2 separate regions of the Homo sapiens genome follow, and region 1 is linked to region 2. The links are chromatin loops, found by intact Hi-C in ENCODE. Cell type or tissue: heart right ventricle. All regions are shown on one strand. Links, peaks and the distances in the headings refer to the core of each region. The heading gives the core; the rest is flanking DNA.

Region 1 (8,000 bases), core at 1-8,000, 600 kb before region 2:
GCTTGCAACATTTTTTTAAAAGACAGTTAAAGGATAAGGGAATACTGAGCAAAAAGTACTCCCAAGACTGCTGATCAAATTCCTAATTGATCTGTTTGTGGTTAACAACCCCTACCTGTAATCAACTGTGGTCCTATCTATCCAACTTTCTTTTTCACTACTCCTGAACTGGGACCCTTCCCAGGAGTTAACGTTGATCTCCGTTCTGTCTGTATCTGTTTCTTTGCTCTCACCAGCACCTTTATCTAAAAATCCCTCTTCCTGCTGCTTCTCTGCCTGTCCTAAATTAATGTTTCCACTCCAGCCCATTTCAAGCCCCATTTCTTACACAAAGCCAGGCTACTCTTTCCTGCTGGTAGTCACTACCAGAGAGTAGATTATGCAACAGCACTCTCTGGTTTCAGGTCACTTTATATATACTTCTCTAACCCAACTGTCTGTTCCTGGAAGATAGGGTACCTGGCCTTTCTCCCCAACCTTTTAAAAAAATGTCTAGGCCAGACGAGGTGGCTCACGCCTATCATCCCAGCACTTTGGGAGGCCGAGGTGGGCAGATCACCTGAGGTCAGGAGTTCGAGACCAGCCTGGCCAATATGGTGAAATCCTGTCTCTACTAAAAATACAAAAATCAGCCAGGTGTGGTGGCAGGTGCCTGTAATCCCAGCTACTTGGGAGGCTGAGGTAGGAGAATCACTTGAACCAGGGAGGTGGAGGTTGCAGTGAGCCAAGATTGCGCCACTGCACTCCAGCCTAGGCGACAGAGTGAGACTCCATCTCAAAAAAAAAAAAAAAATTCTAAAAAACACTTGGTCTTATACTACATATGGTCCAGTTCTTGGACGTCCCCAAGTGGAAAGAGCATATGCTTGGGGAGAGAAAAACCTGCATTCAAATTCCAGGTTGAATATGAACGTTCGGTATGAACTTGGGTAAATTCCTTTACTTTTTTGATTCTGCTTTGTCATCTGTAAAAAATGAACACAATAAACTTTCCACATAAACCTGTTCTGAGAATTAGGTGAATAAGGCTGAATATTGTTTCTGTAAGGTCATTTCTACAAGACCAGGGCAATATGAATTATGTATGTAGTTTTCTTACTATCTGCTTTGAAACTGACAAAAAGATTAGAAAACTTTGAGGAACAGATATAAGTCCCATAAACAGGTTCTAGGACATACAGACTTAAGCTGCTAAGACCACTACTTAATTGCAGTGTGACTTTGGGTAAATCACTTGCCCTCTCTGAGCCTCCATTTCCTCATTTTTCATGTGAGAATAATCACATATCTATTATAGTTACTTACCTAGAATAGTGAATGGTCCAGGGCTCTGGCTCAAGAAAGAGGAGTTCCTATTCCTTCTGACTAGACACTATCTTGTAGTGTGCTTGGCTATGACTTGTACTTGAATCTTGTCTCCTCAGAGAGGGGGTAAGCTACCTGAGGCTCCTGGCCTCAATGCCAAACTCAGCTGGGTGTATAGGCAGTATTCATCAAAGATGCTTAGGTCAATTTATTGTCTTTTGAGCTTTAGTCCAAGTGAACGTCTCTCCATGATAACCAGCCATCCCTTCTCCAGTTGGCTTGGCTCACTCCAACAGGGAGAGGAGGAGAAGTGAATTCTCTATAAGGACTACCTTTTCTTTTAGTAGTTAAAAGCAATGATATCAGTCAGAGTCCAGTCAGGTAGCTGGACTACCAGTCAAGTTAGCTAGGTAGCCCAAAGACCTACTCTAGGTCTTTGAACAGGAGGAATTAAATATAAGAAATTAGTTTCAGCCAGACGTGGTGGCTCACGCCTGTAATCCCAGCACTTTAGGAGGCCGAGGTGGGTGGATCACGAGGTCAGGAGATCGAGGTCATCCTGGCTAACACGGTGAAACACCATCTCTACTTAAAAAAAAAAAAAAAATAGCCAGGTGTGGTGGTGGGTACCTGTAGTCCCAGCTACTCGGGAGGCTGAGGCAGGAGAATGGCGTGAACCCAGGAGGCAGAGCTTGCAGTGAGCCGAGATTGTGCCACTGCACTCCAGCCTGGGCGACAGAGTGAGACTGTGTCTCAAAAAAAAAAAAGAAATTAGTTTCATTAGTGACAGAAGAGACCTAGAAGCCCAACAGGTTGTTGAAGCCACACAGAGGTTACCGACAGCAGACAGATGCTACCCCTCTTAGGAATCAAGGGATGACAGGAGGCAGTGGTGTGACTAGAGCCAGGAACAGGGAATGTCAGTATAGAACGGAAACCAAAGAAAAGCTGAGTGGCCAGAACTGGGATCTGAGAGAGGCTGGGAGCTGGAATCAGACAGAAAATGCAGCTGCTGCTGTAGTGAAGGGGAGAAATGACCTGACTTCTGCCTGCACATCAGTCATTCTCCCACCATTACCTCCCAATGGCCAAGCCTGCTCAGAGGCCAGGTGCAAGAGAGCCTAGGAAGTGTAACACACAGCAGAGCAGGGGAAGGAGCACTCTCTGAGAGCAAACAGGCAAAGGACCAGCCCAGCCACCTTTCAGTAATATATGTAAAGCATTAATACAGCATGTGACTTATAGTCAGCTAATAGTAATGATAGATATCATCATAAATATTGCTATAATTTTGTATACCTCTCATTGAGAGTTTATTCATACTAGCAACTGTGCCAAATACTTCTTGCATATCATCTCATTTAATTTTCACAACAATTGCATGAGGTATGTGTTCTTAATAGTCTTATTTTTATACAAATGAGTAAGCAGGCTTAGAGAGGTAAAGGGACTAATCTAGTGCACAGCTACAGGATTGAAATACAGCTCGATTTATTACTTATAATATGAATCATACGGCTAATAGTAAAAGAGAGGGTACTAGATAAGCTGAATATGAAACTCCTCTCAATTTCTGGAGACCTATATTTCCAGGGCTGAGAGCCTAGAACACTCTGTGAGCATTAAGTTTGCCCTTAAAAAAGTAGAGATTAAAAAAAAATAATAGAGGATAGCAGACCATCTTTCAGGGAAAATATTTCATAGGGTAGCAATTGTCCAAATGGAGAAAAAAATACATCACTTAATGTGGTTTATAAAAGTCCACAGCGTTCTCTCTTAAAGGCAACAGGGTATTTTTGCTATGAGGATGCCAAGTTCAGCAGTCTCTGTGGCTTGCTGTTTACTGATATTTGATATGCTTCAACATCTGTTGCCCTTCTCGATTGACGGGTGCTTCATTTTAGCACTTCTCTGATGCCAGGCTTGTAAAAAGCTTTAGTACTGAGGTACTATGAGACACTCCTAGGTCAGTAACACAGCTTTGTTTGCAAAGCTGGCCAAGGGAAGGAATATTCATGGAAAAAGGTGAAGGGACATGCTATCTCTCTACCAAACTGGGTATTCTTGGTTCTATCACTGAGTCAAGTGACATCTCCAAAAAGCTATAAACCCAGCCTATCCTAGACCCGAAGTCAGGTTTCAATGTTATGATCTGGGCTCTCAGCAAGGTGGTATATAATGAATTCTGCCTTCTTCTATAAGAGTTCCATGGAAGGATTTCTAAGTTCATTTTTAAAGAAATAATGATTTTAGAATTTGGTATAAGGAAAAATGTGGTCTCTTTCAAAGAATTGGTATAATTCTTTGACTCCATATGACTTGACACTTTTCCCAGTTTTGCCTTGGTTGCCTGAAGTTCAGTCAAAGTAACCCCCTAGGGGATTGCTTGAACAGGTGTTTGAGGCTGCAGTGAGCCATGATTATGTCACTGCGCTCCAGCCTGGGCAATAGAGCGAGACCTCATTTAAAAAAAAATAATAATAACTGCCTAGTCCAGATCAGAGACCCATAGATAAGCCAGATCTGTCCCATAGATATTTGGTGTGGCACTCACCAATCCAGAATTAAAACAATCTGATTTTCAACATTCTTTGGCAGTACTTTGAATACAAATATTAATACTAATACTTTTCTAGTACTTTTCTCCTACCTGATACAGAATCAAATCACCTTGTCCTTTGCTGGTATCTTCCCATGTTTATATGTATATATATGTGTATTTTCCTCTTTTTACATCATTTCTAACTTATGAGTTTTATTCCAGTAACTATTTAGTCACTTATTGTAAGCTTTCTTAAATCCTTTATGGAAGCAGAGTATGAATGACAAATAAATTATTCTGTTCACTAATCAAAACTGCCAAGATCAGTGCAGCAGCTGCATTCCTACTGCATCCTAGGGCTAATGCTCCCTGGTGAGTCACTTGTGCCTGCTCTACCTGCCCCACCTGTCAAAGGGTCACCACAGCTGTAGGCTCTGCCCCACCATTCCCTCAAGCAGAAGGAAATAACTTCTTCCTCAGTAGTGAGAGAGAGGTCCGGACATCCTTGAGAAGCGTCTACCCTATTTCTAGCATGTGACATGCAAACCTAGCTATAGGTGCCCTCCAAAGCACAGGGCTGTGGGGGATACGCAGAGGGCAGGGCTGGAGCCAGACCACTTGAGTTTAAACCATCGTTCTGCCACTAACCATCTAGATGACCTTAGGCGAGATTTTCAATAGCTTGGTGCCTCAATTTCTTGCTTAATAGAGTGGCACAATGATGCCACCTACCTCATAGGGTTGTGGTGAAGATCAAATGAACACAGGGAATGATAATAGTACTTTTCTGCTGAATAGGCATTGTGCTAAATGTGCTTTCATTCACAGAATCTTTGCAGAAACTCAATGGGGTCAGTTAATATGGAACTGAGATCAGAGAAATTAAGTAGCTTGCCCAGCCAGGTGTGTTCACACAGCTAGCAAGCCGAGGAGATGGCATCACCGTGAGGTTCAGCAAGGTGACTTAGAGGGCTACTTTCTGCTGCTCCATTTGATTTCATCTTACCCAGCCTGTGATGGACTCAGCTCACTTACTCTTTCTACTCCTCACCCCACATACTTGGCAGGTAGTTGCTAACATATCATGAGACTGAGGATCCAGATGTTATTACTAATATTTACTATGTTGAGCTGAAATGGAGAGAGATTTGTCCTGGGTTGAGGCCCAAGCTCCTTCTTCCGCTTTCAGAGGAGGCACTATGCTGCAAAGATGAGGAGCATAGGCCTGGGGGGTCCCACGGTACCCTGAGTTCTAGCTCCGTCACCAGCCAAAGGTTGCCTCTTCTGGAAGACTTTCCCAGCCCTCTTAAGACAGTGGAAGTCACTCCTCAAATGCTCCATCATTCCATTGCAGAGTAATTGCAATGGAATCTTTCACAGGTGAGGCCTCTGAGACACAGAGAAACTAAGTAACTCACCCAAGGTAAGTGGCTGAGCCAAGATTTGAGTCCAAGGAAATAGTCTTTGCCATTACACCTTAGACTTTTTCATAACTGTATCCATCTGTGCCCAACCTCCCGCCACCAGTAGACTGGGAATTCCTTGGGTACCGACATTGTGTCTAATTCTTCCTTGCCCTGCTACTGTCTAAGGCTGTTCCCGTCACATGCAGGCTTGTGCTGATGAGCCTTGGCTTAAAAAATGAAATGGCCATCGAGGCCCCTACACATGACTTTTCCAGATCTAGTCCACTGTCATCTGTCAGCCCAACTATCACAGCCCACCCAATCTCCAGCAGCAGAGGAGAGCAGAAAATGCATCCTGGTATCACAGGAAGGACCTGAGTAAAAGGTGCATTAATGGGGGCAAAAACAAGCCAGCAGAGTGATTAATTTGGCTTCCCCTTCAATATTCTGTTTATACAAGTTCATTATATAGCACTTAATTACTAATTTGCCCTACTTAAACCAAGAGTGCTTTTAATTTTTAATGAGATAAGGGAAGAAGATGCCTTTACTTAGTAAGGAGCAGCTATTTTATTTCCTTCTCTTGTTTTGCCCAGCCAATTAATAACATTTCTAAGGAAATGCATCCCTCTCATGAATTCTTTCTCCCTATCTTCTTCCTGACCTCCCAGGTTTAAAAAGAGATGGCAACAGACAACAGCCACTTAGAAACAAACTGAATTCATCTCTGACCTGGCTGGCTGGGCTGGACAAGGCCTTGTAACGTGGAGTAACATCGTATTCACAAACAGTGCCATCTGATTTGGGGGGAGCTGGGTTTTATCTATTCCCAGGAATCATGCATAGCATATGTATACAGAACATAGTCATAGGTCTCCATATAAGGCAATCCCCCAACAACCCTGCTTTATTTCTTGGTGTTAATGTCAGATAATTTTAAGCACAGTCCTGGGATAGCCTACAAACAGTGAGGGGCATGGACTTTGGAGTAAGATCTGAATTTGAGTGCTGGCTCTCTCACTTGCTAGACCACAGGCACATTACTTAAACTTTCTGGCCCTGTTTCTTGTCTGTAAAGATGAAGTGAATAATCTAACTTGCAAGAATTAAATGTCATCTAAAGTACCTTAGCACAGTGCCAGGCTCAGGGTAGGTACAGAAAAATACTCGTTATTCTTCTCTTTAGCAGAAGTTAAGGTAGGAAAATCAAAACAAGGAAAGGGATTCCAGCGTTTTTATCATTACCTACAGAGCAAGGAATCTAGTTTAGTGCTATTCAAAGGGCCCATCTGTGGTGAAAGGAGTTGGCCCCAGGATGTAAGCCAGCACACCGGTTCCTTCATTGAGAACATCTTGCTATGAATAAAATGACAGCTGAACTAAACAGTACACTTGGTGACATAATTGATTTACATTCTGATGCAAGTTCCTTGTTTCATAGCAAATCTGAACAAACCATTTAGAGACTGCCCTCTAGTCTGCAGACCGCTCTGAATAGTCCAGGGTGGGTGACTCAGTTGAATGTCTCCAAGTGCTTCTGAAGATTCCTTCCCACCCTCCTCTGAGCTTAGAGATGTGGCCTTCTACAGAATACATCAACAGGTTCCCTTGCTCTCTGATTCTGATTCCAGCCAATGGTGAGGCAGGCAGGAGATTAGAGAGAGGGAGAATAGGGTTAACAGTGCAGCCCTTTTCTTCCAGGGTCACTGTGCAGTCTCCACACAGCCCTCTGTTCTGGGCATCCAGTAACTGCACTTTTCCCTCGCCTCTACAGGCCCAGCTGTTACAAACCCGAGGGTCACATTCTCCCTGTGATTTCTCTATGTCTCTATGACTGCAATTTTGTAAACAGTCCCTCTTTTAAACCCTCTCAAATTACTCAAATTTGAGGGTGCCCTCTGTTTACCTGTGAGGACACTAACATTTACCAAAGGGATATTTTGATATACATTTAAATTCTTGTCATCTATTTCTGATACTAGTTTTTAAAGTAATGGTAATCACTTAGCCCCATAAGAATCCATTTCCACTTGTGGCTGAGCTGAACAGTCTTTGGTTTGGGAATCCCAGGCTAGTACTTGGATTCTGCCTCTCTCACTTTCTAGCCATTGGCTTTGGTAACTCACTTACTCTCTCTAACCCTGTTTCCTCATTTGTAAAATTATTATAATATTATAGAAAATGTCTTTATATACAATTTTTCATATGGTGTAACTTTTTAAAATGTTCAAATTTCTTTGAAATGCATACAATTAAATACATGCTACTCAAGATTCTGATCCCACGCTAGTTTTTTATGGTTCACTGCAGAGGATCAAATACCTCTGTTAGGAAACTATAATTATGATTTCTTTTGTTTTCTTCTGCATATTCTTGATCATCTGCCTAAATGCTGCAACTGAAACTCTTTTAAGACACTGTACCTTCCACACTCTGAATCGAACCTCAAACTTTTTCTAGTAGTATGTATGTGTGTGTGTGTGTGCATGTGTGTGTGTGTGTGTGTGTATTTTTCAAGGCAATTTTCCCCATCACAGAATATTACTGATTTAACTAAAAGCCTTGTCTTTCCTGATCTCTCATTTGAATATTATACAGCATGGATTTCATTGCTATTCATGAGTTATTTTAGTGTAAAGAAAAAAAACCTATTTCTAGTTTATTCCAACAAGAATGTTTACAATAAAAAGTAAAGGCATAAATAGTAATTAGAGTGAGGAATTAATTACTTACAGGCACGTCTTTCT
Region 2 (16,715 bases), core at 3,426-11,425:
CAGGAGTGCTTTGGAAAAGCCATTCGTTCTGGATTCCTAAGTTGTAATCCTCCAGCAAAAGGACTTGAAATTCAGACTTGCTGGAAACCAACAATAGACTAAACATTGCATGCTCACATTCATGCCAGAAGGTGGGATGTTAGAGGAGCCTGACTTGCTGGCTTCAGCCTCCGGCTCCTTGGAATATGGAGTGAAGCAGGATCTAGAAGTTCACAATTTGTACATTCATTTGGCATGAATGCTTGAATCACAAGTGGACTTCAGAAACATTGGGAGCTAGAGTCAGAGAGAAGGAGCTGAGAACAGTGGATATAGTGACAAGTCTGGAATCCTTCAATCTGGGGCTAAATTCATGCTCTATAGCCTTCTTTCTGTGTGAACCTTGGCAAATTACTTAGCCTCTCAGTTTTATTTTCTGTAAGATGGCGATAATAGTTTCTACCTCATACATTTGTGAGAATTAAATGAGAATATGTCTGTAAAGTTCTTCGTAATAATGAACAACATTTATTGGGAATGTCCAATGCCATGCATTGTTTTAAGCATATTTTACATGCATTAACTTATATAATCTTCCCAAGAACCTATAAGGAAGGTACCTGGAAATCAATAGGCTCTCCTGGGACACCAGAGACCAGGGATCCAGGAATGGAAGTAGTCAAACACTCTGACTGTCCCACATAGCAGGTACATCTTGGAAAAGCTACTGCTTAATCTATATGCCTGCCCCTCACCTCCACCTTTAACGAGGAAGCACAGCAGTGAATAGGAGCAGACAACTTTAAAGTTAGACAGACTCTGTCCTCATTCTAGCTTTTCCACATACCACTGAATGTCCTTAAGCAAGTTGCCTAAACATTCTGAGCTGTAGTTTCCTCATTTATATTATGAGGGATAATCCACTGAACTAAGAGGTGGCAATGAGGATTAACTGTGATAAGATCTACAATAATCCTAACTTTAATGAGGGCTCAGCAATGAAGCTGCTACTGTTATCATTTTAATTATTATTTCCCAAATGTAGGCAGTGCACACCTGCAGCCCCACCCTTGCCTCAACTTTATGCAGGTCTCAGCGCTAATTTCCACTCTCCAGAAGAAATTCGTTTCTACCAAAAATGGATTTTGCTGGAGATCTTATCAGGGAGACAGAAGAGGTAATTTACATCACACATTCCAGATCAAGAACTTGGAATCCTCTGTTATCTTTCTTCATATACTTACTAAATCTATTTTCTGTGCTGCCCCTAAACTAGCTCATCTGTCTACCATGCAAAGCTCCATTCTCCAACTTTCAAATTCTTCCAGGATCCTTTCAGTCTCTCACCGCTTCTTAGTCTTGATTGAATTTTACATCTAAACTCACACATCCTACTCAACAAACACAAAGTGCTTCCATGACTAGCAGAGCCTCCTTAGAAGCTGTTTAACTCTTTAGGGATCTCAGCTCTGCTTCCACCCTAAGCCACCTATTAAAGTTCCTTTTAAACTCACAGAGCCCACCTGAAAGGTGTTCCATTAAGTAAATTTCTCTATCTCATTCCATTACTACACCCTTCACTACTAATATTGGGTAGTGAAATCACCTTTGCAGAATTATAAGTGAGAGAATTCTGACATAGCTGACTCAGTCTTGCTTCTAACCTCACAAGCTACCTTTTCTCATTCCTACTTGTATGCCAAGCTAACTATGAGAAGAATTTAGTTTACATTTTAATTTTAAACTAAGGATGATAATAGCCTCCTCCAAAAACTAACCCCTTTCTTGTTCAGTGACTGAAGCTGTTTTTGTAAAACTAATGAAAGGCCACAAGGTAGAATTATGGTGGGGGCCTCAATTATGCTGAGATGTAGGCATAAACTCTAATTGGTCATTGTTTCTTCTGCTAAGTTGCAGGTATTGTTAAACTGTAACCAGGCTATGTTTTATAATCTGCCTTTTGGAACTGCTTATTACTCAAGAGTCACATAGCCAGTGGTCATAAGATTTATAACATCCCCAATTGCCCCTTTAGATAATGTCACTATTGTAAAATCTAAGACGGGTGTTTGAGATATTTTTTAGACCTTCCTTTCTGATGGACCAACTGGCACCACCTGGACTGGTAACCCATGCCAAGAAACTGACTCAACTGGTCCTGTAACTCCCATCTAAGAACTGACTCAGTGCAAGAAGACAGTTTTTTGGTGTTTTTGAGAGAGTCTCACTCTATCACCCAGGGTGGAGTGCAGTGGCATGATCTCGGCTCACTGCAACCTCTGCCTTCTGGGTTCAAGCGATTCTTATGCCTCAGCCTCCCTAGTAGCTGGGATTACAGGTGGGTGCCACTAATACCGTGCTAACTTTTGTGTTTTTAGTAGAGACGGGGGTTTCACTATGTTGGCCAGGCTGGTCTCGAACTCCTGACCTCAGGTGACCCACCCTCCTCAGCTTCTCAAACTGCTGGGATTACAGGCATGAGCCACAGCACCCAGCCAAGAAGACAGTTTTGACACCCTATGATTTTATCCCCGATCCAACCAATTACACTTTCTATTCTCTAGCCCTGCTGCCCACCAAACCATCCTTGAAAAACCCTAGCTTCTGATTTCTCAAGGAGGCAAATTTGAGAAATATCTTCTGTCCTCCTCATTCAGTTGCCCTGTGATTATTAAACTCTTTCTCTGCTGCAACATCTGCTGTTTTCAGTGTTTTGTCTTTTCTGGGAAGCAGACAAGAATAACTCAATTGCACAATAGCAGTAGCTTGGCACATAATAAGTATTCAGTAAATGACAATGATCATATTATTATTTACAGATGACTCTTTCTGTTCTTAGTAAAGCAGGTTTCTTACTGACTTTTCTACAAAATACACTTAACTGATAGAGTAATTCTGCATACGTGGGTGTCACAAACATATAACTTTTTAAGAACATGATAGTAGAGTGGCTGATATGGTTTGGCTCTGTGTCCACAACCAAATCTCATCTTGAATTGTACTCCCATAATTCCAAAATGTTGTGGGAGGGAGCTGGTGGGAGATCATTTGAATCATGGGGGTGGTTTCCCCCACACTGTTCTCATGGTAGTGAATAAGTCTCATGAGATCTGACGGTTTTATCAGGGGTTTCTGCTTTTGCATTTCCTCATTTTCTCTTGCCACTGCCATGTAAAAAGTGCCTTTCACCTTCTGCCGTGATTCTGAGGCCTCCCCAGCTATGTGGAACTGTAAGTCCAATTAAACCTATTTTTCTTCCCAGTCTCAGGTATGTCTTTATCAGCAGCATGAAAATGGACTAATACAGTGGGCTTACTCAAGATTTATTCAAATGATGGTGACTCTTTCCACAGTTTAACATGTAATGACATTTTTTAAAACTAGGATTTTCTTGAATATTACTGACTAATAAGCAAATAAGGAAAGTTGAACTGGTACAGAAACACCCTTGCTTGATCCTTTAATAACAAGGAAGACAAAATTATATCGGCTCTTTATAAAGCAGCAAATGACCATTAGTTTGTTGGATGTAAAACACTGATGACCTGCAAGTGATATTAGCAGTTAGATAAAATCATCAAAATTTCAAATATTATTCTGGTTTCAAAGGATTGGACTATCAAGTCTCATTGAATATTTTACTGACAAACAAAGGTGTGTGTATGTGTATAGAACAGATGGAGTGAGTCTAAGCAGTTTCTGACTATCCAGGCCACTTTCTAGAGCAAGTTTTTAACTTTGCCCCCAAGGCTGATGAATCCTATTCTTCACTACTGGAGAAGAGGGAAGGTCTTCTATTCTTGGACAGAAAAGAACTCAACATAAGATCCGACTTTCTTTATTAGAACCATCTGCTCTGGGCAGAAATTTGCAGATCTTGGTAATATGCTACATTTCTAAAGATTTTTCTTATTCTTTTTGACTTTGGGTGTTTCCAATTCAGGTATATGAATCCAAGGGAACAGAAGTAGGGTATAGAAAGAAAATACAAGAGACCGAATGAGCACTCACTATATTCCAGGCATGCTGCCAGTTGGTTTCACCTACATAAGGATGTTTAATTTTCATTACATTTCAGGTGATCTGTATTATTATTTCAATTAAATAAATGAGGAAACTGAAACTCACAGAGGGTAAAAGGCTTGCCCAAGTTCTCAGAGCTCTAGAGGGGCAGAGTTAAATTGTTTCTTGGTCTTCTGATTCCAAGGCTATGTTCTCTTGTATGTTCTTGGTCTTCTGATTCCAAGGCTATGTATACTATAATGCCTACGAGAGAGAGAAGAGAGGAAACGTACTACGGTTTTCCCTAGTCAGACTCTTTGCATGCATTTTGGGGAATGTGGGGTGGTGGTAAGAGCTCAGGCTTTGGAGAGAGTTTGCAATGTACCTGTAAGGCTGCACCAGTTGTTAAAATAGTAAAAATTGAAATATTTTTATACCAATTGATAGATTTCTGTTGCCCTGAGTCCCTTGAATATTCTCTGTTACCTCAGCCATTCCAGACTCTACTCCAGGATTTTCCATACCCCCCTGTGAGTCAGCAGCCCAGTGGTTAAGTCATTGGACATTAGAGGGCCTTGAGGACCCTAATCCAATTCCTTGGCTAATCTATTCTGATTCATAGGTATCATTATGATATGGTTTGGCTGTGTCCCCACCGAAATCTCAACTTGAATTGTATATCCCAGAATTCCTATGTGTTGTGGGAGGGATGCAGGTGGAGGTAATTGAACCATCGGGGGCTGGTCTTTCTCATGCTATTCTCGTGATAGTGAATAAGTCTCACGAGATATGATCGGGTTTCAGCTTTTGCTTCTTCCTCATTTTCTCTTGCTGCCACCATGTAAGAAGTGCCTTTTGCCTCTCGCCATGACTCCGAGGCCTTCCCAGCCATGTGCAACTGTAAGTCCAATTAAACCTCTTTTTCTTCCCAGTCTCAGGTGTGTCTTTATCAGCAGTGTGAAAATGGACTAATACACTTTACTATATCCATTGTTAATAATTTTGAGTACCATTTCTGCCCCATTCTCCTTCCTCCTCTCTCATGAACCCAGTCCATCTATGGAGATTTCTATCTTTGCTAATATGAGTCCTTGATTTTTGTGGTGCTTTATGTGAAATATGCGTAGAGAAAAGCAGGAGAGGTAGTCCATACAAGGCAGAAGACAGAAACTCAGTTCATCTACATTATAAAGAATTGAGAGGAGATATAGGAAAGAAAATAGCACCTTGAAGGCTGAAGTTTGAGAAAGAGTGCCAGTGTGTTTGCTGAGGATGTGGTCCTGCAACAACAGTCAAATTCAATAAATTAGTAAGGAAGGAAAGATTTCTTGAGACATGTTTTTTGGGAATTGATCTTTCTTAAAGTTTTCAAAGGACATAAGAGAAAATGAGAATTTGTTTCTAATTACTACTGGGTTATGCTTCTTTATATTCTAGTCAATGCAAAGACTGGGCCGCATGAAGCTCCGGATTTCTGAAGGCGACAAGATGATCTCTAAGATTCCTTCCAATGTTAATCACATACAAAACACCTGAATCAATCCCTCAGAGGTTCATCAACTTCTGTGGGTTCTATAGGTAAGATGACAAGCTATGAGGTCACATGAAACTGATCTCAGTATGTGAGTTACAGTCTTGGATGTACCTACATTTGACTGTGAGTTCTTAAGAAAGTATCTTACCTTTATTGGTCTCAGTATTTTCATTCGTAAAATAGTAGGTAACATTTATTGCTGTTGCTTATTTTGAAATTGATTTTGTTGTTACTATTTTTTGAGTTTGACTTGTGCCACTCTACTTTTTGTCTATCATTTAATTAAATCCGTACAGCAAATGCATGAATTATGTATGATCATTTCCTTTTCACAGAGTAGACCTAGAAAACATGAGAGGCATGCATAAGACTCCTTGCTAGACAGCGGCAGAGCTGCAATTCACGGTGTCCTCTCTGCTCCAAATCCAAAGCTTTCTCCTTTACAACATATGGCTTCCCAACCTACCTCAAGACCCTAGACTGGAAGTCATGAGTAAGCTTTTGTCTAAGAGAATGCTTTGAAAAATATAAAATGCCATAGAAATATCAGGGTTTTAAATATATATTATTAGCTACTCATCTTCTTCTCTGTACTTTTTGTTGTTTCATCAAAATTGACCTTATAGATTTGAGGTGGACACTGGGATGCATCTCCCATATCTCCTTCCTTCCTTCTTTCCTTCCTTCCTTCCTCTCTCTCTCTTTCTTTTTTTTTTTTTTTTTTTTGAGACAGGGTCTCACTCTGTCACCCAGGCTAGAGTGCAGCGGTGCGATCTTGGCTCACTGCAACTTCTACCTCCTGGTTTCAAGTGATTCTCCTGCCTCAGCCTCCCAGGTAGCTGGAATTACAGGCAAGTGCCACCATGCCCAGATAATTTTTGTAATTTTTGATAGGACAGGGTTTCACCGTGTTGGCAAGGCTGGTCTCGAACTCCTGGGCTTAGGCAATCCGCTCAACTCAGCCTCCCAAAGTGCTAAGATTACAAACGTGAGCCACTGCATCTGGCTCCAGATCCCTTTTCAATCAAGAACTTGTTACTCTAGTTCCTGAGGTACTGTCAACCTTTAGGGAAGAGATGGCTGATCCCAAGTCACACTCCTTCCTGTAGCAACCTACATCCAGTGACTGATTGATACAGGAGTATAAAGAGCTCTGGCTTTCTTGGCTTCACTTTTGACAACTCTGAAGGGTCATTTTAGTTCCAGAGCTGTTGGTGGGGTTGGCCAAGATAGTTTTAGAGCCTGCATCATGCTTTGCCTTCTCGCTCTGCCAGTCCTGATTGTGGCCTTTCCCTCTTCCACAAGTGTTCATCTCAAGGCATTCCCTGAGAACATCCTGAGTGCTAAACACCTTCTGAGCCTGCTTCCTAGGGAGATCCATCCTGTAACAATATTTTGTTAGAATTGGTTCTTCATAAGTCTGACTTCCCTACTGACTTGAAAACTTCTTGAGGGCAGGAAATGTGTCATATTCATTCCTAAGTCGCCAGTGCTTGGCTTGATATTAGGTCCAGAAAAAAAAAATTCATTGTATGTTCAATGAACCTCTGGGATAATAATAATAATAGTTAACCATTATATAGTATCCTCGATCAGCTAAATTCTATATTAAAGGCTTTGAACATATTAGCCTAAACCTACAACAGTCCTAGAAAGTAATATTATTATTATTACCATTTTACAGATAAGTAAAAGCAAGCACCTAACGGTTCGAAGTTCTACCCAAGCTTACATATCTAGTGGTGGATCTGGGCTTTGATTGCTGGAAGTCTGTCTCTGAAATTCACTCTCCTAGCCACTACTCCTTACTGCTTCTTGTATCTGTGTACCTATCAATCCACCACTTTATTGAAGGGGGATAGGAAAGAGCTAGGTAAGAGGATACGAAGGGTAGTTTTTTTGTTTGTTTGTTTTTTGTTTTTAATTTCAGGGGAACTGGAATTACCACAGAACATTTCTGGGGATGGAGTGTCTGCTTGTTTTGCCTGGAGTCCAGGCAGGGCATATGAAGAGTGTAGGGCAACAGAGCTCCCCAGGTGACTCAGATGCACAGGCAGGTGTGGGAATCCCTGATGCAGGGGGCAGTTTCAAGTGTGCAGAAGGCACTTACACAATTGCCATAACAGAGGCCCTAAGATGTGAAATGATCTGGCAATAGCTACCCTGGTAGAGAGAGAGGAGCCAAGACTCTCCCTTGTTTCAGGGTCCTGGTCCAGGGCTCTTTGAGCTGCACTTCCTGAAGTGGGGCCAGGAATCTGCCTTGGGCATGGGGGGGAACCACATACCTCACACGTGCATCTAGTGATTACTCAGGAAGTGGAGGCTTTGGGGCTGACAAACGGTACACCGGAAAGGAGAGGGGAGAGCCTGCCAGGAGGGGGTCGGCAAAGCCAGTTCCCTCAAAGCATTGTCCTTTCCTTCCTCCAACAGGATGCCAGGAGCCCCACAGAAAAGGGACTCATTTGTCTTCCTTCCCAGCACAATAACCTGTTGCTGGCCTTTCTCTTGGGCCTTGCTCAGAGCAACAGGATACAGTCTTTGCCAGGGGAGAAGGAAGGAAGGAAGGAAGGAGGGGAGGGAAATGACAGGAGCTCAGGATCTCCAGTCCCTAGCCTGGGCCCCGGAGAGACCCAGCACTGTGAGGCCAGGACCCAGACTAGAGCTGTCCAGGTCCAGTCGGCCTGGTATGAGGAACAATTTCGTTTTACAGAAAACCTTAATCAGATGTAAGCTGAGTAACCGTTAGAAGCTGAGCTATCATTTCTGAGCATATCTGAGTGGCCTCTCTCCAACTTTTATCTTAATCTCATTTAGAAAAGAAAAATAAATTGGGTCAATTTAGAACTGTACCTTCTTTCCTTTTTTTATTCATTGTTAAAAAGAAGAAAAGAAGGTATGCATTGGAGTTTGTTTGTTTGCCATGGAAAAACCCTCTTATTTGCTTGATTAAACAAAAATAACACAAGCTACATAGGAAAAATTTCAGCTACATAGACACCACCTTTGTTTTAAGGCTGTAGTAGTTGACATAGCATCTTCTTGCTACTTTCTCTAGCCTTCTCTGTGGACCACAGTGATACATTCAGAAGCCTGTTAGTTAACACAGGAGTTTTTGAACACTTTTCTATTGGTTTTTCACCTGCTCATTGTCCGTCATGCCTGAGGCCTGCAAAAGTAACCTTTAAAATTTAAAGGTGAAAACTACTGGGCACAGTGGCTCACACCTGTAATCCTAGCGCCTTGGGAGCCCAAGGCAGGAGGATAGCTCAAGTTCAGGAGTTCGAGACCAGCCTGGGTAATGTAGTGAGACTCCATCTCTACAAAAAAAAAAAAAAAATACAAAAATTAGCCGGGTGCCGTGGTGTGCACCTGTAGCTCCAGCTACTTGGGAGGCTGAGGTGGGAGGATTGCTTGACTCAGGATCATTGGAGCCTGGGAGGTGGAGGTTACAGTGATCTGAAATTGTGCCACTGCACTCCAGCCTAGGCAACAGAGTGAGACCTTGTCTCAAATTTAGAAAAAAAAAAGGAGGGTGGGGTATTTGGGGGGAAGCTAAAAGAGAAAAAAAAAATGGGGCATTTTTAAAGCTCTTTTTTTAATAATTGAGGTTCTTCTGGTCTCACCCGAAACCTACAGCATCAGAAAGTGCATGTGTGTGGATGGTAGAAGCGTGGAGGGGGCTTAGCTGTGGAAAAGATGGCAGTGGGTGGGTTGTAGAATTGGAATCAATATTGCAATCCACCACAGAGGTATAAACAAAACTGAACAAATCAATGCATTTTAATAAATGTTTATTTGTTGCATTTATGAACACATATAAATGCCAGACCCTGTGCTGGGTGTGGGTTGTACAAAGCTAATTCTGAAGCTTATAGTTCAATAGGTGGCTCAGATGAGTAGTGAATAACTGAGAGCATTAGAATTATTTACACAGGGAGAGTCAGCTGTCTGGGAGACTGGGGGGGCCCTCCTGAGGTCCCTTACCCTGGCCAAGCACATGGGGGAGAGGGACAGATGAAAGTGAGTCTGAGCTCACCTTCCTCCGTGGGAATGGTTGAAGAAATTTGCACTCCTTTTAGATGAACATTCTAATCTTGCCTCTAAGACTCTTCCAAGGTGAAAAAAAAAATTCATTATATTCAGTTAAAACATGGGCCCTTGATATGAACTCTGCTGCCTGTCAAAGAGATCACATAATTAATTTTTAAAATTAAAGTTATTTGGATTTCAGCACCGACAATTTAGTGATGAGACTAGTGCTCTCGCATACACACACACTCTCTCTTTCTCTTTTCTGTGTTTCCCACCTGGAGTTGAGATGCAGATGTGAGGTGGTGAAGAGGGCCTAAAGGCATTTCTGTGATGGGCCCTGAGGAAAGACGGGGAAGAAAACAAAGTCCCTGGCCTGTGTAGCTCCCAGCCCTGCTGGAGGTCATAGTAGAAAGTAGTAGACTGGGACAAGGTCTAGAGTCAACTGACTCCATCCTGTCTTCACCACTCAGAGTTGCCCTTGGAGAAGATTTCCTAAAAGAGGTGAGAAAAACAGGAAGGGTGGGAACGAGCGAGAGGGCCAGGGAAAAAGAGGGGCAGAGGAGACACTCATTTATTAAGTGTGCGCTCTGTCAAGCACTTTACACATAGGATTTCTCTTGGTCTTTACTATTAATACATCTCCATGAATTACAAATGCTCATCCTCATTTTCCCCGGGGTGAAAATGGAGGCTCAGAGGGATGGATGATTCATACACAGTCATATCACTGGAGAGGGGAAGAACTGGGATTCTTCCCCAAACCAGCCTCATTCCAAAGCACATGTTCTTTAGACTACCCCACCCTTTGGATTAAAAACCCTTTCCTGGCTGATTTTGCATTATCTGATGAAACTGAGATGTGACTGGATGGCAGGTGAACCTCGCCTGGTGAAGAGCCACTCCACTGCCCAATGGGGAAGGTGCCCTCTTTCAAGTCAACAAGGGCACACTTTCTTTCTCAGAACTTTAATCATTACTTTACAACTTGTAATTTATCCTCCTTTCTGTAGGTATCTGGTGTTTCTTGATTGTTAAGGAAGGGAGGAAGTTTTGGTTTATTAAAAGAGAGAGAATTTTTCTGGCTAATGTGTGGCCCATGAGCCACAGACTTCGCATCACCTGGGAGCTTGTTATAAAGGAAGAATCACCAGTCACAGTCCTCTAGAATCAGAACTTCAACAAGATCTGCAGATGTTTCATATGTACATTCAAGTTGGTAATGCATGGGATAGAGGACCTGATTTAGATTCAGGCCCGGGTTCAAATTCCCATTCTACAAATAAGACCTTGGGCAGTTTACTGAATTCCTGTGGGTTTCACTTTCCTCACTCATAAACTAGGAAAGATGATGCCCATTGCACAAGCTTGTTGGAAGAGTAAGGGAGCAATGTTAACTTCAGTGCTGCTATTCAGTATGTCAGTATGCCATCCATGAATGGTACTTCTTTTCTGCCCCATCTTCCCTTCCAAAAAAAAGCATTTCCTCTTCAAGAATGTGCACACTACAGAATCTGTTCTCTGAAATAAAATGCTTCTGAAATACTAATCATATCCATTTGACCAGTGCTTTGCAATGTGGTAGCGACTTGTCATGCATGATGATTTAAATTAAAATTAAATAGAACACTTCAGTTTATCTGTTACTGTAGTCACATTTCAGTACTCAGAAGCTGCATATGGCTAGTGACTAGTGTGTTGGACAGCATTGATATTGGACATTTTCATCATCATGGAAAGTTCTACTTGACAGCATTACCTGGACACCTCCTATTTCTCCTGGGTATTTGCTAACCCACAGCTTAACTGCTCATGCAGTAGGAGCTCAATAGGTGCTCCTTGGCTTGAACTCTGCAGCCTCCCTTATTGGAAAAGAGAAATGATTTGAGAATCCCAAGATCTGTTTTCCAATTACTGCTCCATCTACTCATGAAATGTGTGACCTTGGGTAAGTCACTTTTCCTCTCTGAGCCTCAGTTTTCTCATCTGCAAATTTAGAGGGGGAAAGGTAATAAGAATACCTCATATTAGTCTAGAAGCTTTTTCACTTTTTATCTCTTTTGGTAGTTTCAGCAGCCTTTCATCCCATAGGGTGACCAACTCATCCTAGTTTGACTGGTCCTGAAAACTGAAAGTCTCACGTCACAGGAACCCCATCATTCCTAGGCAAACAGGACGGTTGGTCGCCCTACCTACAGGTCCCCTCCAGTTATAAAATCCATGGTCCTGTGCAAGCCTCAGAGTGGTGTGCCAGAAGCCCCAAAACTGCTGCAAATACCAGAGGAGTATGAGCGCAGGCTCTGAAATCAGACAAACCTGGGTAAGATGCTGATGCTCCCACTTTATTTCGATGCAAACTTAGGCAAATTCCTTAATTTCTCTGAGACTTAGTTTCCCCCCTGCAAAATGAGAGTGCTAATGATACTTCTTCCGCCTGGGTGTTGTTGTGAAGATTAATTTAACAAAGCTTTGCAGAATGCTGAGCGCTCTGAACAATGTGAGTAATTCAGCAGACTCTGGAAAGGGGGCTGATCTACCTTTAGGGAGACTGTGATTAGGACATTCATGTGTAGTCCAAAGTATCTGCTAAAAGAGAGATGACTTGCTTATGAGCCATTAAGTTCCTCTTATCAAAAACTCCCACAACCTCTGCCCCAGACTCAATTCGAATAAATAACAGTTCAAACTGGTTAAATAGAGCACATTTCAACTCCCCCTGCCCCTGCTGGGATAGTGACTCTGATGCAGCAAGTTTACTGAAACACAAACTAATCATTCCTGTTGCCAAAGTAGGCTTTTGGCAGAGGTCTGTTAAGAAAGAAGAGTGAGAAAAATGTCCTGGATTGCTGAGGCAGCACTGTATTTAGACAATTAAATTTGGAAAAGCAAGACAGTTCCTGTAACTACCTCCCACATCCCCTACTCCAAGAACAAAAGGTTTTGTTGAAAGTATTCATATGGATATTAATACTGAAACTTTAAGGAGCCCCTCAGTAAACTCATCAGCTAAGTAATTACACCCAGCCATGGTGCTACCAGTGGGAAGGGTACAAAATCTCGCCTCCAAAAATTAGTCACTTGTAAGTTAACCCCACAGTCACGTCAAGCAACCCACACTTGATGGCTGATTCACAAAGATTCCTTGACATCTCTGTAGTTAAAGGGGCCAGATCACCATGGGAAGTCTGCAGAAAGGGAAAAGTTCACATTTACAAAAGACCTTTATGTTGGAGAAGAGTTTTGAGGAAAGCAGGGTTATAAGTTAGTCATTGGGTTAATGAGGGCAGAAAAGACTAATACTGCCAAGCACTTGTTGGGTGCCAAGCAGGGCGCTGAGCATTGCACCTGCCTGATCTAGTTTAGTACTCACCTAAATCCTGGGGGCAGGGATGTTTCTACCATGCCCAGAGGAGGAAACTGAGACTCAGGGGATGTGGAGGGCTTTGTCCAAAGTCTCACTGCTAAAGTGGCAGAGCCAGAGCTTTGAACTCAGGCTCTAGGTGAGATTTGAGCCTCACCTATGAAGTTGAGATAGAAGAAAAAGATGGGAGTTTTCTTTTTTACTTACAGGAGTTGTTGCAGGGGTTAAATATTCACCTTATGTTTGGCCTTGACCCTCGGAATGTAAATCCATACAGGAAAGACTCTCTTTGCTTTCCTAACCCACCCAATCTCTAATTGTCTCTCTCTCAGTCTCAGAGTCTACACAAACGACCAGGGCTCAGACCTCTCATCTACTACCCGGACTGCTATATCTTTGTCCAATCTTTTATCTTTCCTTTTTTCTAGCTGGTTATATAGGGAAATAGGAAAGACTAAGAATGAAAGAAAGGGAGCAAATAAGAGTGAATGAGAAAGAATGAAAGAGAATAAAGAACCAAAAAATTGAATAAGGAACATTGAAGAAGAGCAAATGAGAGTGATAGGTTAGGCTTTTTTGTCACCCAGACTGCGTTTGAATCATTGCCCTTACATATAATTGCTAGCTGTAAAATTTTGAGTAAATCGCTCTGTCACTCAGTTTCCTTTTCTTAATTTCATAGGATCATTGTGATGATCAAATAATATTGTCCATGCATTTTCTGTTCCCCATTAGGCACTCCATAAACCAACCAACCTCCCTCCCTCTTGCTAACTTCCTTCTGGTTTAGTCCTTGAAACAACTCATGAAGCAAGTGGTATTTATATTCTCATTTTACAAATGAGGAATGGGGAGCCTAGGGAGAGGAAATAATAAGGATCACCCAGCAAGTGAATGTCCTAGCCAGAATTCAAATGCAGATCTGTCTTTCTCCACTACTTAAGAAAGAAAGAGCAAGGTTGGGGGTGGGGGCAATCTGAATGGCACAGGCTTTTACAGTTTCTCCTTTAGCTGCTCCACTGGAGGGCTGTTGAGAAAATTATCCAAATCATGTTAATGAGCAATTGAGTGCTGAGTTTCTCTGAGGGAAGATAACGAACAAAAGCTCTGGTTAGGGCTGGCAGCCAGGAGCTGAGATAGTTATCTCAGCTGATACCACCAAGGGGCTCTCAGCTCAAATAATTAACTCAATTGCCTCCTCTCAGGGGTGAAGTGGGGCTAATAAAACGTAACCACCTAGCCTGTGGGAAAATGACTGAGTGCCCATAGATGAAGTGCTTTCAAGACTGTCTGGCACCTAGAGGTATCATCGCAGAAGCCTTGGTGAGTACCGGCTGGGCCCAGGGAGAGCTTTGACTCCTTGGAAGGAGCCCACCAGTCTTGATGTTGGCTCAACAGAAGTGGATCTGAATCCAGGATGTATCACTCCAGAGCTTAGGATGTTGGATGTAGCTCTCAACCTCTCTTGAGACTTGGTTCCTCCTCTATAAAATGGAGTTAGTAGAATTTACATCCTGGAAAAGGTGTTAGATGGGTATAAAAGAAAGATCTCCATACAGGACCTGACACAAAGCAGTTACTCAGCATACTTGAGATTTCTTCTCCTACAACAGATGTCTTTGGGGAAGGAGAAGAAGAAAGAAATGCAGTCCCCACAGGCAAATAAACTGATTTGCATCGTCTTGTTAGGGAAATGGCAGTTTCCCAACTCTAAGATTTGAGTAGGCAAATCACTTTTACTGACGGTGAGTTTTAATGGCTTCAGCCAGTTGGTCTTTTCCTCCCACCGCTCCATTACTACAGAAATGTATTTCCTTTATCCTTCTGACCCACAGTCTTTGTTGATTGAGAGCTTACTTGAGGCACCGTGGTAAATGCTTTCCTGAGATCTCTTATTTCACAATAATAAAAATGAGTGATCGCATGTATCCTCCAACAACTCTGGAATAGGTGCAATTGTTATCCCTATTTTACAGATGAGGAAACCAAGGCACAGAGAGGTCAAGTCACAGGCCCAGGGTCATTTAGTAATAAAAGGGAGAGTTAAGACTCAAACACAAGTTTGAGTCTGAGTCCACTGCTCTTAGCATGGTTGGAGTCAGGAACTCTTTCCTAGATCACCCTGCAAACACCAGCTGACCAGGCTGAGCAGCTCATCTGTTCAGTTCAGTCACTCCTTCCTAGAGTCTGATGTCCTGCCACCCTCACCTCCTGAAAGCAGGTTCAGAGCTTCATAGTTATTCGGAAGTCACTGGTTACCTTTCCCAAAGCATCAGTAGGGTTACCTGACAAAGAAGGTTATACTAAAGTTGCCAAATTGAGTCGTGGCCCCTCTCCCCTTGCCCAGCCCATCTCTCCTCGCTCATTCTGTAGATCCAGGCTTCCTCTTCCCCTCAGTGCTGCATGGCACACAGTAGATACCTCCCCCTCAGTGCTGCATGGCACACAGTAGGTACCTCCCCCTCAGCACTGCATGGCACTCAGTAGGTACTTGTCTGTGGCCTGAGCTCTCATCACATTTACAGTCTTGCTATATGACTGACAGAGAATATATATGACAGAGAATATGAAAAATCATATTCTCTGAACCACATTTTCCTTATCTATAAAACCAGCAGGGGGAGAGATGGGGATAATTCCCAGAGAGAAGTAACATAGCTAGAGATTAAGAGCATAGGCTTTAAAGCAGACTGCCAGAGTCCATATCTTGCTCCTACTAGTTCTGTAACCTTGGCCAGTTCATGTAACCTCTATATGACTCAGTTTACTGTAAAAGGCAGATGATAGCAATAGTACCTAGTTTTCAAGGGTGTTGTGAGGAGTAGTGAATACATGTAAACTACTTAGAACAACCTTCTAAAGGGCTGTATTCAGGATTTAATAATAATAATAAAACAATTATTACTGCTTGTATCCTGTTACAGAATATAAACATTTCACAGATCTCATTAGCCTCTCATGGAAGCCTCTGAGAGGTGTACCCTACCTCTTTACTTTTGAGATAACAGAGATTCAGAGAGGCCAAATAATTATTCCAAGATCACGCAGCCTGCAAAGGACTGAAAAGGGATGCAGACCCAGGGTTTCTCTCCTCTGCAGAGGCAGATATATGGTAGAGCCTGACATACATCTTGGTGAGTTTTGCTTTCGCTCCACGCCCCTTCCTCCTCCATCTCTGCGTATACCTGAGAATGTCTATGTAATCTAAGCCTTAGTTTCTTTAACTATAAAATGGGGGTGATACAGACTATCTATCATCTGGGAATATCTAAACCTTTGCTGTTCAAAATATGAGCCACAGAACAGCAATATCAGACTCCCTGGAGCTTGTTAGAGATGTGAACCCTCAGAACTGCTGAGCCCAAATCTGCATTTTTAACATGATCCCCCAGGTGATCTGCATACATGTCAAAGTTTGACAAACACTAGACTAAAAGATGTAAAAGTGTTTTGTAAACTATGAAGTCAGGTACACCATGTTAATAGTAATTTGATAGAAATGAATAGCAGCATTTCCTATACTTGCTCAGTATTTCCATTCACACGGACATTACTGGTCACTTGCTCCTGAAGAAGGGGAGGACAAGAAAGTGACCAAAGAGAGGCATTCTCTTGGTTAAGTGAATTGGTTCCTGGGGGAACATGCTTATGTGGGACATATACTAAAATATTATTGTTGCTTATCTGAAATTCAAATTTAACTGGGTGACCTGTATCTTTTGTTTTTTGTTTTGTTTTGTTTTGTTTTTGAGACGGGGTCTTGCTGTGTCGCTCAGGCTGGAGTGCAGGGGCAGGATCTCAGCTCTCTGC

What was found. A loop is a pair of places that touch in the nucleus more often than their neighbours do. Peaks named below come from ENCODE experiments on the same cell type or tissue, not always from the same donor. Only the 100,000 strongest peaks of a DNase experiment are listed, where the experiment ranks them.
Region 1: a loop joins it to region 2, with 2.2 times the contacts of the local background. A loop is called at or near these places in 10 of 110 quality-filtered maps.

Annotation. Positions count from the first base shown.
Region 1 is chr1:59,681,545-59,689,544 of GRCh38, reverse strand. All of the region lies in intron 14 of FGGY (FGGY carbohydrate kinase domain containing), which reads right to left. Among named protein-coding and RNA genes, the nearest start is that of MIR4711, 48 kb to the left of the region's middle. In heart right ventricle, for the core only: no CTCF peak of the experiment used is centred there; no DNase peak of the experiment used is centred there.
Region 2 is chr1:59,075,545-59,092,259 of GRCh38, reverse strand. LINC01358 (long intergenic non-protein coding RNA 1358) reads right to left here. Exons shown (of 3, transcript NR_110626.2): 3 at 4,013-4,245. Among named protein-coding and RNA genes, the nearest start is that of HSD52, 63 kb to the left of the region's middle. RefSeq lists enhancers at 13,544-14,085, 14,086-14,629, 15,174-15,717 and a silencer at 14,149-14,443. In heart right ventricle, for the core only: no CTCF peak of the experiment used is centred there; a DNase peak (open chromatin) is centred at 7,824; H3K27ac peaks cover 2,628 bases.